Regions from separate parts of the Homo sapiens genome. Here region 2 is linked to region 1. Evidence: read pairs that join two places in POLR2A ChIA-PET (ENCODE). Cell type or tissue: PC-9. All regions are shown on one strand. Links, peaks and the distances in the headings refer to the core of each region. The heading gives the core; the rest is flanking DNA.

Region 1 (7,480 bases), core at 1,472-6,471:
CGAATAGCTGGGATTACAGGTGCCCGCCACCATGCGTGGCTAATTTTTTTGTATTTTTAGTAGAGACAGGGTTTCACTATGTTGGCCAGGCTGGTCTCGAGCTCCTGACCTCAGGTGATCTACCCGCCTCAGCCTCCCAAAGTGTTAGGATTACAGGCGTGAGCCACCGCACCTGGCACCCCCCCCCCTTTTTTTTTAATATAAATGATCAGTCTTAACTCCCTAGGTTATCAGGTTGAGGGGGTGGGGATGAGGCTGGGGGACAGATTGTTTTCCTGGCTTCTAGCTCGGTGTTCTTTCTGCCTCTGTGCACAACAAGGTATGCGTGTATTGTGGTTGTGGACTGTGGTTGTGGACTGCCTATTCACAAGTGGCTATGAGGCCCATCTGCTGATGCTTTTGGATGCACTTGGTGATGAACTTCTGCTGAGTAACCTCTTCACAGGGCCCCGGCTGGGACAGAAGGTGTGCAGACTGTGGTTTCAGTTCAAACACATGGTTTCCTGTGGTCTGGGAGATAGCCAAAGGGTGATACAGGAAGAGCACTGGACTTGGGTGACTGGAGACCTTACTTCCAACTCTGGCTCTGGGTGAGGGGAGGTTTGATTTCCTTTTTGTTTTTTGATTTCGTTTTGAAGCAGGGTCTTGCTCTGTTGCCCAGGCTATAGTGCAGTAGCATGATCATAGCTCACTGCAGCCTCAAATTCCTGGGCTCAAGCAATTCTCTGCCTCAGCCTCCTGAGTAGCCAGGATTACAAGTGCACACTGCTACACCTGGCTAATTTTTGTGTTTTTTGTAGGGATGGGATCTTGCTGTATTGCCTAGGCTAGTCTCAAACCCCTGGGCTCAAGCAACCCTCCTGCCTCAGCCTCTCAGAGTGCTGGGGTTACAGGTGTGAAATACTGCACCTGGCCAGGTTTGATTTCCGAGGAGGTGCCGTATCTCCCTACAAAGATATCATACCAGTTTATGTGCCCACAAGTTATGTATGGGAGTGCCTGAAAAACTGAAAAATTAAGTAATTTTATTTATTTATTTATTTCTTTATTTGAGATGGGGTCTCACTCTGTTGCCCAGGCTGGAGTACAGTGGCATGATCTTGGCTCACTGCAGCCTCTGCCTCCTGGGTTCAAGCAATATTCCTACCTCAGCCTACCGAGTAGCCAGGATTACAGGGGTGCACCACCACACCCGGCTAGTTTTTGCATTTTTAGTAGAGATGGGGTTTCACCACGTTGGCCAGGCTGGTCTCGAACTTCCGACCTCAGGCGATCCACCCGCCTTGGCCTCCCAAAGTGCTGGGATTATAGGCATGAGCCACCACACCCAGCAAAATCAAGTAATTTTAATTTCCTAGGCACTCTTTTTTTTGTTTTTTGAGACTGAGTCTCGCTCTGTTGCCCAGGCTGGAGTGCAGTGGTGTGATCTCGGCTCACTGCAACCTCCGCCTCCTGGGTTCAAGCGATTCTCCTGCCTCAGCTTCCCAAGTAGCTGGGATTACAGGCGCCTGCCACCACGCCCAGCTAATTTTTGCATTTTTAATAGAAATGGGGTTTCACCATGTTGGCCAGGCTGGTCTCGAACTGCTGACCTCAGGTGATCCGCCCGCCTTGGCCTCCCAGAGTGCTGGGATTACAGGCGTGAGCCACCGCACCTGGCCAGCACTCTGGTACCTTATTGATGGGAGTGTATATTGTACAACCCTCTTTTTAGAAGGTCGTTTGGGGCTGGGCATGGTGGCTCACATCTGTAATCCCAGCACTTTGGGAGGCCAATGGGGGAGGATTGCTTGAGCCCAGGAGTTCGAGATCAGCCTGGGCAACACAGGGAGAGTCTGTCTCTGGGTTACATTAAACAACAACAACAACAACAAAAGAAAGTTGTTTGGCAGTATCTGTCAAAGCATACTCCTTCCGACTATATTCTAGGAATTCATCTCACAGATAAACTCAGATGTGCTGAAGGAAATGTCTGAGAATCTTCATTGCGGCATTGACATAGAAGATGACAGGAAACAAGTTGTGCTATTAAAAAGGTCAACTAAATCATGGTACAGCTGTACAGTGGAAGTCCTTGCATCCCTTTGAAAAATGAGGTCAATCCATATGTACTGATAGGGTGTGCTCTCCAAGCTATGTTGTAAGTGAAAAACACCAGACGCAAAGTAGTGTAAATGGTGCTTCGTTTTGTGTAAAACATGGTATGTAAACTCTGCTCTGTGCATGCAGTATTTCTGGAAAGATACTGAGACCCTGGTAATGGTGGTTGCCTAGGGTCTAGGCAACAGGAGCAGGGAGTGAGCAGTACATTTCACTCAATACTTTTTTTTTTTTTTTTGAGATGGAGTCTCGCTCTGTTGCCCAGGCTGGAGTGGCATGATCGATCTCGGCTCACTGCAACCTCCACCTCCTGGGTTCATGTGATTCTCCTGCCTCAGCCTCCTGAGTAGCTGGGATTACAGGTGTGCGCCACTATGCCCAGCTAATTTTTTTGTATTTTTAGTAGAGACGGGGTTTCACCATGTTGCCCAGGTTGGTCCCCATCTCCTGACTTCAAGTGATCCACCTGCTTCTTCTTCCCAAAGTGCTGGGATTACAGGCATGAGCCAGTGTGCCCGGCCATATTGTCCCTAAAGAATAAAAAATTCAGCTATTTCTTATTTTTCTTAACTATAAAAATAAGGGGTCCAGCTGGCTAATCTGTAGGTCTCAACTTTAAAGTGCATTGCTTTAGGTTCCATATTGCATATTGAATGCCTACCTTTTACAAGGTAAGAGGGAAGGGTCTTTGTGCTTGAAACCTTTGGGTCCTGTTTTCTTCCCATGATGTCACATCACTAGAGTAACCCCTTAAACAGAAGTCCTTTCTGATCTACTTCCTCATATTCTGGGAAATGGTAGATGATTGATTTTTCTTTGCTGTATGAGAAGAGAAAGCCTGCATGTGTGTCTGGAAAGCGTTTTGGGATACCCTCTTGCAAGGTTTCCATAATTCGCTTGGCTCCAAATCATAAGCTGTCCTGTCCTGGGGAGCCCACCCCAACCTGAAGCCCAACCCAGGCCCTCACATACCTGGCTTTCTTTCTTTTCTTTTCTTTTCTTTTCTTTTTTTGGAGACAGAGTCTCACTCTGTTGCCCAGGCTGGAGTGCAGTGGCGTGATCTTAGCTCACTGCAACCTCCACCTCCCAGGTTCAAGCGATTCTCCTGCCTCAGCCTCCCGAGTAGCTGGGATTATAGGCACCTGTCACCACGCCTGGCTAATTTTTGTATTTTTAGTAGAGGCAGGGTTTCACCATGTTGGCCAGGCTGGTCTCGAACTCCTGACCTCAGGTGATCCACCTGGCTTGGCCTCCCGAAGTGGTGGGATTACAGGCGTGAGCCACCGCACCCGGCCACCTGGCCTTCTTTTTTAACTTGGGGTCATTGCATCCACTATTATGCCCCTTCCCACTCTGTCCCCAGTTTCCCCTAAGACATCTGGCCTGTGGTTTTTATGTATAACAACACTGGAAAAGCCCAAATTCTTGAGAAGATGTGATCAGAGGGGTGTTTTGAATGGGAGGGCCCTACCCCCCTTCTCAAGGATGGCTGTCTTTCGCCTTGGATGGTGTGGGCCCTGGGAGGAGCTGCCGGCGCTGCTGTTGTGCCCGATTGACTCCTTTCCTGAGTGAAGTCTGGAAGACCCCATCAGGGTCCTGAGGTCCTGCAAGGCAGCCTCCGGGCCTCCTGGGGGAATGGTGTGAGTCACACATGAGCACACACTATGAGACTGGCTCTAAAATGGGACCGCCACTGCATGGGCGGGCGGCCTGTATCTGTACCCAGCTCCCTGTCCCTTGTGCTTAGATGGCACCAAATATTTGGGAGGCAGGAGGGGAGCTGCCCACTCTGATGCATGTCTCTTTAAAAAGTAACCTAGGCTTCTGTTGGAATTACTCAGGTTCCCATTCCCACGATTAGCTTCTCGAGCCTGAGATGATTCAGCACCCGGGCAGGTGTCCCCAGAGAAGGCCCTTAGCTAGCCCGCCAAGCGCTGGAGCAGCTGGGAGTCCCTCAGTGGCTGTCTGCATCTCTAGCCCAGGACCCTCCTGCTGTGGCTGGAAGGAGCCTTTGCAGGGCCTTCCGGAAGGGTGTGGCTTCCTGCCGTGCAGGTTGGGCTAAGGCCTGTAGTGGGGTTACAGGTAGCTGATCTTCCCCACCCTCGAGTCACTTCCTTGGTACTTCTCAGAGGCCCTTACCATCCTTATGGTATGTCCCAGAGGAGAAAAGGGGCTTCTCAGGGAGGTCCCTCTCTTGCCTTCTTAGGCCAAGATGATGTCTTTCTGTACAACTTTTTATTTTTCTGAGACGGAGTCTCGCTCTGTCACCCAGGCTGGAGTGCAGTGGCGCGATCTCAGCTCACTGCACGCTCCACCTCCCGGGTTCACGCCATTCTCCTGCCTCAGCCTCCCAAGTAGCTGGGACTACAGGCACCCGCCACCACGCCCGGCTAATTTTTTTTGTATTTTCAGTAGAGACGGGGTTTCACCGTGTTAGCCAGGATGGTCTCCATCTCCTGACCTCATGATCCACCCGCCTCGGCCTCCCGAAGTGCTGGGATTACAGGCGTGAGCCACCACGCCTGGCCTCTCTGTACAATTTTTAATGTGTTGGGGGAGCTCGAAGCTAATCTCTGAGTAGGTTGCCACTCACCAAAAGGACGTGGGCCTTAGAAAGAAGAGCCTTTCTTCTTGCATTTTAACTCTAATTTGAAATCATCCCCTGCTTAAAAGAAAAATCAGCAACAACAATGAAAACCCTCCCTACTGGATTTAGAATTATAGAATGCCTGGCTGGAAGAGATGTTGGGAATAATTAAAATAACATTTCTTTTTTTTTTTCCTAATTAGAGAAAAAGCGATTTGCTTAAGCTCATTCTGTGAGTCGGTAGAAAACCTTGGCCCCTGGTTTCGCTCATACCCAGTGCCTTTCCAAATCAGGAGGCTTCATTTAAGCGTGTTTTCTAAATGGTGACTCTCTTTTTTTTTGATGTTTATGCCCTGTTTAGCCAAGCAACACATACTGAGCTCCTTTAATCTTTCCTTAAGAGTCTATTCTTCTACTCCCTTCGTCTTTTTTGTTGTTTTTTGTTGGGGGGCACTAGGGTTAAGGAATGGGGTGGGAAGTGTTTTGGGTTTCTCTGAACTTCTTCCAGCTGGACGTGACCACTTGGGCTGAAAGTTCCCACAGCTCGAAAAATCAATATTTCACATGGGGTGGTGCCAGGCAGCAGGGTGGGCCATTCAGAAAGCCACACTGCTGCCCACTGTCCTCAGCCAGCCCTGATTTCTAGTAACTTTAGGTCACTTAATGTCTCCGGTGATAATTTGTTATATTTTCAACACAAAATGCACGGGAGAAGGAACAAAATAAAGTTTTGGGATCAGGCAGAGCTAGGAGCAGACCCCCCGCCTTTTCTCCTGCTGCTCGCCTTAGTTTTCCCATCTGCACCGTGGAGAAGCCTCTTTCTTAGCATTATAAATGGATGTGAAGTGGTCTGTTCCTCCTCTTCCTCCCCTTCATCTCTCTTCTTTTTTTATGAGACAGCGTCTTGCTCTGTTGCCCAGGCTGGAATGTGGTGGCGCGATAGCAACTCACTACAGCCTCGGCCTCCGTCTCAAGCATTCTTCCCACCTCAGCCTCCTAAGTAGCTGGGATCACAGGTGTGCACCACCAGGCCTGGCTAATTTTTTTTTTTTTTTGTAGAGACAGGGTTTTGCCATGTTGCCCAGGCTTGTCTCAAACTCCTGAGCTCAAGCAATCTACCTGCCTTGGCCTCCCAAAGTGCTAGGATTACAGGTGTGAGCCACCTCGTCCAGCTTCTCCTTTTCTTCATAGTAACAATAACATCATCTCTCCTCAGGTGGTAGGAAATACACGTTCAAGTTTTTTTTTGTTTTTTTGAGACGGAGTCTTGCTCTGTCGTCCAGGCTGGACTGCAGTGGCACCATCTCGGCTCATTGCAAGCTCCGCCTCTCGGGTTCACGCCATTCTTCTGCCTCAGCCTCCCGAGTAGCTGAGACTACAAGGTGCCCGCCACCGTGCCCGGCTAATTTTTTTGTATTTTTGGTAGAGACGGGGTTTCACCGTGTTAGCCAGGATGGTCTCCATCTCCTGACCTCATGATCCGCCCGCCTTGGCCTCCCAAAGTGCTGAGATTACAGGCGTGAGCCACCGCACCCGGCCAGGTTCAAGTTTTAGAGATTTCGTATTTATCCAACAAGCCTGTCCCTTGATAACAAGGTGCGGTGATTAAGATGACTGAGGAACCTGCTGGAACTCGCCCCCGGCATTGATGCTGAGGTTTCTGATGCCTGCAACTTTTGCATCCTTTTCCCATACAGTTCAATTCATCTCATTACACTGATCTGAGCTGGTTTAAGTATTTTTTTTTTTAGAAAGGCTGTTACAAAGCGATAGAGGCACCTTTATTTAGAGTTGTCTATGTTCAAAAGCCACTACGTTTCCTGTGTTTCACATTAAGTCACTGAGCTAGAGAAGGCAGCTTCCTGTCAGATAAACATAAGAACGAGGCATTTGGGACAGTCTGGGTGACTTAATCTAACTGGGCCAGAATCGGGGAGAAGATTTGAGAACTCGCTGTCCTCTGCGGGTGAGGAGGTCAAAGGCGGGGTCTTCTTTCATTTCTGTCCCTATGCTGTAACTCCGTGTTTGGGACAGAGTCAGCTCCTAGTCCTTATTGCACAAATGGGGTTCAGGTCTCATTGGTGTCTTCACTTTTTTTTTTTTTGAGGTAGGGTCTCGCTTTGTCGCCTAGGCTAGAGTACAGTTGCACGATCTTGGCTCACTGCAACCTCCACCTCCCGGGTTCAAGCGATTCACCTGCCTCATCCTCCCAAGTAGCTGGGATTACAGGTGTGCACCACCACACCCAGCTAATTTTTGTATTTTTAGTAGAGACAGGGTTTCACCATGCTGGCTAGGCTGGTCTCAAACTCTAGACCTCAGGTGATCACCTGCCTCGGCCTCCCAAAGTGCTGGGATTACAGGCATGAGCCACTGCGCCCAGCCAGTGTCTTCAGTTCTAAGCCTGCGACAGGGAGGCCTAGATAGCCAAAAGCTTTTGAATGCCGGTTAGTGACCTCTTCATTTTACAGAACACTGATCGGGGAATCCCTGGGAGGAGAAAGGTGGTGGTAGGGGGGCATTTTCAAGTTTTTATTTTTTATATTTAAGAACCAAGTATTGGGTATAAGGGAGTTGCCCTTTGCCAAGTCAGTCCGCAGAGACTCCCTAAGCTCCAGCTATGTGGTCTGCACTGTGCTGGCTTGGTGGGGCTCAGCAGCGATGGAGGGCTGACAGCCTGTCCCTGTCACCAAGCAGCCTTATCCTCCAACAGGGAGTTGGGATACTGAGGCAAGCCCATGCTACCCTGAGTCAGGAGACATCTGAGCATCTTGAGCTAGGTTCCTGGAGGCT
Region 2 (7,480 bases), core at 845-5,844, 810 kb after region 1:
GCCTTCAACACCACCACCTCCGCTTTATCCATTGGGTTGCCATGTGTGTTTTCACCTCAAAGCTGCTTTAAAAAATGGAAAAAAAAATGACCTGATATTAACACAATTCTCTCATATTACACAGATGAAGATCAAGACCTCAAAAGGAGATAGGCATGAATAGGCCTATGACAGGCCTATCTCATCAGTGGCAGAGCTGGGACATGTACCCAGCAGGAGCACTCTTCCTATGGCACCCCCAGTCAATATATATTCATATAGTCATTCAACAAACATTTGCCACCCAACAACTCGGCACAATTTTGGCAATCATAGCATTCTCCCCCATCCATTCTGTATTTTGACAACCTAATTTGTGCTTGATTCATTTGTTCATTCAACAAATATTTTCTGAGGGCCTCCTATACGTCAGGCCATGCTATAGACACTGGGGTTATTTATTTATTTATTTATTTTTGAGACTGAGTCTCGCTCTGTTGCCCAGGCTGGAGTGCAGTGGCATGATCTCGGCTCACTGCAAACTCCACCTCCTGGGTTCAAGTGATTCTCCTGCCTCAGCCTCTCGGGTAGCTGGGATTACAGATGTGGACCACCATGCCTGGCTAATTTTTGTATTTTTAGTAGAGACAGGGTTTCACCATGTTCACCAAGCTGGTCTCGAACTCCTGACCTCAGATGATCTGCCCGCCTTGGTCTCCCAAAGTGCTGGGATTACAGGCGTGAGCCACCGCATCTGGCCGGCACTGGGCATATAGCAGTGAACAAAACCAGTGTTCTGAGCTTTGAGATTTACATTCTAGGGGAGACACAAATAATAAATAAAATTTTTATTTCATATATATATATAATGCAATAGATGCTATAAAGAAGAAAAGCAGAGAGGGGGAGTAAAGAGTGCCCGAGGGGTTATTTTGGATGGAGTAGCTAAGAAGCCCTCTTTGAATAGACGGGATTTAAGCAGAGATGTGGAGGAAGTGACAGATGAAGCCGCGTGTGTATTTGGAAGAAAAGTCATTGGGGAAAGCAGGTACCAAGGCCCTGTGGCTGCCTGTACCTGTGAGTTGGAGGCACAGCAAGGAGGTCTGGGTTGAGGAGTAGCAGATGAGGCCAGAGATGTGCCGGTGCCTCGGAGGCCTGGGGAAGGATCTTGGGTTTGTTTGGGTGAAGTGGGAAGCCTTTGGAAGGTCTGGCTCCGGGAGAGATATGACCTGCCTTGGGTGGGTGAAGCACCAAGAACAGGGAGACCCAAGAAGCAGGCTGCAACCACGTGCTGGTGGGTGGGTTGCTGGTAGGTCAGAGGGGTTGGGGGCTGCTTTCAGCATGCGGCCAAGACGGTCCTAGCCGGACTCCACTCCACAGAGGGCAGACTCTCGGAGGGGCCGAACACAGCCCTGGGGGTGCCGGCCTGTTGCTGTTCCACTTGCATCTGATGCAGCCAGGGAAGCAGCAGCAAGGCTGAGGCTCAGAGGGGCCGGCACCAGCCAGGAGGCAGGGTAATGCCACTTCCAGGAGCAATGGATAGCGGAACGGTGCAGTCCCTCCAAGGTGGTGCCAAGGCCCTGACAGGTCTCTTTGGCTAGAATCCTGACCCTGGCTGCTGGCTGGGATGCCAGTGCCTCCCAGTGCTGGCCTCCCAGGAACACTGGGATGACGGGCCGCTGACGCTCAGGACCCTGCTGCACGGCCACCAAATTCCTTCTTTCCATTAATCTCCCTGCCCCATTTCTCCCTTGCTAAGTTAAATGGGCCCTTGGAGGGTGGATATTCTTTTCCCTATTTTATTTTTGCCTGTGATGTAAGCTCAGCTGAACCATCCCTTCCCCAGGAGGCCTCGCCAGGGGCCCTCCACTAACAGCCAGCTCCACTGTGCTCCTCATAGCCCTTGCTAGACTTGTGATGGTCCCTTTACCTGCGTGGTTATTTGGCAACTATCCATCTGTCCTACTAAATGATAAGCTCCCCAGGAGCTGTCTTTCATTTTGGGGGTGAGCTGGAGGCTCCCCGTTGTCTTCCAGACTCCAGTTAATCCCAGATACACAGCAGGTCAGTGGATGTGAGTCCCTGCCTTGGGGTATTTCAGGTCCTGCCTCCGGGTTCAGGACCTGATGGGCAGAACAGAGCCAGCTGTCTTGAGATTGGGGGCTGCAGAGCTGAAGACCCCGTTCGTAAGCGTTCCAAGATGCCTAGCCCCTAGCCAGGAGGGATCGGAGTGCGGCAGGTGTGCCTGGCTGCTGTCACCCATCTGCCGCGTGCCTGCTCTCCCTTAGGTGCTCAGTGTTTCAGAGAACTCAGGGCAAAGACACTTCAGAGCAGTTAGTGGCCCCGCAGCGGACCACAAGGAAGTCTGCAACCCATTCTCAGTGCACCCCGCCACAGCTCAGGAGTCTTGGGGGATGACATTTTGGGTTTTTGCTCTGACCTCATCTCAGGTTCAGGGTTTCACCTCCGGCCCTTTGCAGCAGGTAGGTAGAAAGCGCCCAGCTATAGGCCGAAGCTCTTTGTGGAAGAAAAAAAAAGTTTGGCTAATGACCTGCAGTTCTCTGTGAGCCTGGGCCCACCGCCTAAGGAGGAAGAGGAATTGGCAAGAGTGGGAGAATCAAACCTTTTCTGGAAGCACCAAGGTTAAGAGGGATATTAGGGTCCGGTTCAAGCACCTTGGTTTATAATTGGGGAAACTGAGGCATTGGGAAAGAGGAGAGACCAGAACTAGACTATGCAGCTCAGCTGCTCCCAATTCCTGACACACAGAAATGTGTGAAAGAATTAAGGTTTATTGTTGTTTTAAGCCACTAAGTTTTGGGGCAATTTGTGACATAGCAATAGGTGACTAATATAATCACCTACCTTATCCTGCCAAGTTTGGCTTGGAAAGCCTTTGGCTGCTTCTCAAAATCAGAGTGATCCCTAAAGAATGAAGACTTGTGCTCACAGAGGCTTTGAGAAAGGCTGTCATCCAATGTGGATGATCGTATTGTCTCACAGGGAGTTTGGAGTCGATCCTGAGATAATGGGGACGAAACGGGGAGCAGAGAGAGAGATGGACACAGCCAGGGGAGGGGGTGCAAAGAACCCAGATCTGAGAGCAGGGGCCTGGGATGGGCCTGGCCTCTGTTGCTTGCTAGCCACACGTCTCTGATGAGTGACTCAGCTCCCTGGGCCCAGGTTCATCATTTGTCTAATACTCAGCTGACAGTGCTGTTGTGAGGTTGACAGTCTGTTCCCCCAACAGCAGTCAGAAGGATCTAGTTAAATTACAAATCCGATCATGTCATTCCGGTACTTAAAACCTGTTAGTGGCCGTCACAGTGCCCGGATAAGGCGCAAGGCCCCAGCTGGCCAGCACCACAGCTCAGCTGTGTCTCCCTCACCTTTCCTGCAACGCCTCCCACCTTCCCCGCATGCAGCTCTCTCCCACTTGCTAACTGCCCCGCAACCTCCAGATCTCACCTGGAATGGGAAGCCACCTGACCACTTCAGCTGCTCTGTGTGGTTCTTATCATTGCCAGCGTGTTTGTGTGATAAACCATAAATGTCTGCCTCCCCTACGGGTCAGTAAGTGCCATGGGGCGGGGCCCCTCTGTCTCATTCCTGGCTATCGGCACAGCATGGGCACATTGTAAGTGCATAAGTGCTTGTGTGGAATGAATGAATGAATGAGCACACAAAGGGTGCCTAGTACTGTGCAAATATTGTTTGTGTCCACTCCTCCCTCCCCTGATTCCACACAGGCTGCAGGAGCTCCATGGGGTCTCACGACTCAGGCCAAATAAACCTTACAGGCACAAAAGCTGACAGATTTCCATTGTTCTTAACTTTGGTTAAGCATTGAAACTACCTGCAAAGTTTTCCAAAAAGAGATGCCTGGGTCCCACCCTCAGAGATCCTGGTGCACAGATGGAGGGTGCACTGGACATTGGGGTGACTAAAAATCCTCCAGGTCAAGCCTCAGAAACACCGCCCTGGGCAGTGGAGAGACTGGGGGCCTGGCATAGCCCTTCTAGCCTGGGGACTGAGACCGTCTCATGATCTATGACTATTGGGCTGTAAAAAATGAGAGCAATGTGCCGGATTCTGTAGTAAGGACTTCCCTTAATGAACTCAGGTAATCCTCAAAAGAGTCCTATGAAGAGGATAGTATTATTATCCCTATTTCACAGTTGGGGAGACTGAGGCAGGCAGCTATCAAGTCACTTGCCCATAGTTACCCAGGTGGCAGAGCCGGGATTTGAATCCTGGGTGGTCTAACTTCAGGGTACAGCTGCTTATCCACCGCCCTAATTGGTGGAGAGGGACCACGGAGAGGTACCCGCTAACTGCTGTCATCCTAAAGATTGCTTTCCCATCCTCTGAGGGCTCAGTGGGGGCGGGGCTGCCGCCTGTTCAGTGTCCTTTCTGAAAGGACGTGCCTCGAGGGACCAGTGGAGCCAAGATTAGACAGGCTCAGCCCATCCATTTCGGGCTGGGATCCTCAGGACGTTGAAAGCCTTCCCCTGGTGCTGGAGCCCATTGTCAGCCTTAGGAAGAGACGGGTCGCTATGGAAACCTCTGGACTGTACAGACGTACAACCGGCTGGCTTCAAGAAAATCTTTTCATGGGTCTGTCTCTGCTGTGAGGCAGCCAAGGGTCCTCCTGCTAATCGGGCCCCCTGTTTGGACATGATGTCAGGTTAACTCCCAGCGCTCAGCGGCAGCCTGGGTGCACCCTCCCCTTGTCCCACCTGGCACACAGAGACAGCTTTTCCAGCCCTCCCGTGGGAGGGCACATTGGTGGGGGAGGTCTGCTGATGATTGATGTGTGGGGTTGAGTCTTTAATTAAAGTATTCATCATGTGTCAGTCAGCAGAAAAGAAAGTTCAGCTCTCTGCCAGGGTCTGTATCCTGATCATCAACTCAAGAGCCGTTTCCCATGAGGGGGCGCGTGACCTTGTCTAATAGCTGCACTGAGATCTTTTTGAGACTTTTCCAATCTGCTTCTGAGCGCTGCATAGGACAGCATGGTGTCAGTGTGCAGACCTGGCCATGGGACCACACACTCTGACAGTCGGCGCTGGGCTGACCTTTAGCGATCACCAGATCTGTGCTTCTCAACCCTGGCACCCCGTTGGCATCACCTGGGCAGCTTTTTAAAAATATCCACGTCTGGGCCTCACCCCCATCCAATGAAATAAAATCTGAGTGGCATCCTGGCCAGGGTACTTCGTAAAAACTCTGCCTGTGCTTCTGAGGTGCAGCCAGTTCTGAGGACAAATCTAACCCACTCTCTGTACAGATGGGGAAACTGAGGCTTCAGGAGGAGAAGGGATGTGTCCTAGGCATCCAGGTAGCAAGGCACTCGGAGCGTGCGGAATCAGATCTCCATCCCACTGAGCATCCTCAGCTCCAAAGGTGGGATAGGTGAGGAAATGGCTCAGGAAGGGGAGGTGGGTCGCACCAGGGGCCTAGAACCAAAGAGAAAGGGAGGACACAAGATGCTGTCATCACTGTCCCAGCCAGGGGAGTGGGGAGCTGTGCAGGAGAGTCAAACCTCAGCCCCATTACACCTTTTTAAAAACCATGGAAGAGTGATATAACTTTCTTTTTTTCTTTTTTTTTTTTTTTTTAGACGAGTCTTGCTCTGTCACCCAGGCTGGAGTGCAATGGCACAATCTTGGCTCACCGCAACCTCCGCCTCCTGGGTTCAAGCGATTCTCCTGCCTCAGCCTCCTGAGTAGCTGGAATTACAGGCATGCACCACCACACCTGGCTAATTTTTGTATTTTTAGTAGAGATGGGGTTTCACCAAGTTGGCCAGGCTGGTCTCAAACTCATGACCTCGTGATCCGCCCGCCTCAGCCTCTCAAAGTGCTGGGATTACAAGCGTGAGCCACGGTGCCTGGTCTGAGTGACATAATTTTCTAGTAAAAGTATACTCACAGACCAGCAGCATCAGCATCACCTTGGAGCTTGTCAGAAAGAATCTTTTTTTTTTTTTGAGACGGAGTTTTACTCTTGTTGCCCAAGCTGGAGTGCAATGGCACGATCTTGGCTCACTACAGCCTCTGCCTCCCAGGTTCAAGCGATTCTCGTGCCTCAGCCTCCTGAGTAGCTGGGACTACAGGTGCGCACCACCATGCCTGGCTAATATTTTGCATTTTTAGTTGAAACGGTGTTTCACCGTGTTGGCTAAGCTGGTCTCAAACTCCTGACCTCAGGTGATCCGCCCGCCTCCGCCTCCCAGAGTGCTGGGATTCCAGGCATGGGCCCACCGCACCCAGCCAGAAAGAATCTTAAAACTGAAGCTTGTTAGAAAGAAGCTTAAGTCCACCTCAGACCTATTGAATCAGAGTCTGCACTTTAACAAGACCCCAGGGAGATTCATATGCACATTCAAGCACGAGAAGCCCCGTAGCGATGGGCACTGGGAGGAAGCTGCAACATGTGGGTTCTGGTTGTATGACCTTCAGGAGGCCCTCTTCACCTATTGCAGCCACGATTTCTTCATCTGTGTATGGGGATAACTGAACCTCGGTCTATCCACTCCCCATCAAATCTGGAAGGACCAGAGATGGGGAGGGGATTGATTGAGTTCACACAGTGAAAAGATGGCAGAGCTGCAGTTAGCAGCAAGAGCAGGGCGTCCAGCCCTGCATTGCCTCCCTGTGGTGGGGTAGGCGGGTGAGAGGGGGAGGAGAAGTTGGAGGGGTGCTGCAGATATCACAAACACTCCAAGAGGCCTCCAGATTCTTTTGCTATTCCAGTTTGCCTAAGTAGATGCGTTGTTAGAAACCACATCTTCCATCTGGAAACCCCAGGGATTTGGTTTCCATCCCATGTCTTTGCGATCTAAAAAAATAACAAAAGATATCAAAACAAAAGTTTGTGCCAAGGAAGAGAAGTCATTTGAACTAGAGGGAGAAGAATGATGTGTCTACCTTCCTCCTCCTCCTGACTTGTTCTTGGCAGAGTGTGTGGGCAAGCCTGTGCCTGCTGTGCCTCTGTATGCATGCATGTTGTGTGTGCTTATACACATGTGTGTGCAAGCATTTGTATGTCCGTGTGTGTGCATGGCTGTAAATGCATGTGTACGTCTGTGTGTATGGTGTTGTGCATTTGTGTGTATGCATTATATGCGTGTAAGCATGTGTGATGACAGAGGGTAGATATGTGCGTGCATACTATGCATGAATGTGTTCATGCATTGAGCATGTATGGGGGTGCATATATGTACATGTGTACATGTGCATGGCACATGCCTGTGTGTTCATGTGCATTTTTATATACACATGTACCAATGCATGTGTCTGTGTGAGCATGCATGCACGTGGCTTTGTGCACATGATGTGTGCATGTGTGTTAAGTGGTAATGGGACATTAGGTGACTTAAAGCTTGAGTTCAGGAGTGGTAGAGACTGGAAAGCCCAGGAAATCCTTGACATTCAAGAATTTAACATGCAGTTTTGGGTCGTTTCAAATAATCCAAAGGTCCGTGGCTGGTACTAAT

Evidence for each region. Peaks named below come from ENCODE experiments on the same cell type or tissue, not always from the same donor. Only the 100,000 strongest peaks of a DNase experiment are listed, where the experiment ranks them.
Region 2: POLR2A ChIA-PET joins it to region 1 with 5 read pairs; 1 of 35 experiments calls an interaction of 5 or more read pairs at or near these places.

Annotation. Positions count from the first base shown.
Region 1 is chr22:36,376,374-36,383,853 of GRCh38, reverse strand. All of the region lies in intron 1 of MYH9 (myosin heavy chain 9), which reads left to right. Among named protein-coding and RNA genes, the nearest start is that of MYH9, 7.9 kb to the left of the region's middle. RefSeq lists enhancers at 3,854-4,003, 6,370-6,449. In PC-9, for the core only: no CTCF peak of the experiment used is centred there; a DNase peak (open chromatin) is centred at 3,993; H3K4me3 peaks cover 768 bases; H3K27ac peaks cover 3,221 bases.
Region 2 is chr22:35,564,950-35,572,429 of GRCh38, reverse strand. No RefSeq gene overlaps it. Among named protein-coding and RNA genes, the nearest start is that of RASD2, 28 kb to the right of the region's middle. In PC-9, for the core only: no CTCF peak of the experiment used is centred there; a DNase peak (open chromatin) is centred at 2,859; H3K27ac peaks cover 805 bases.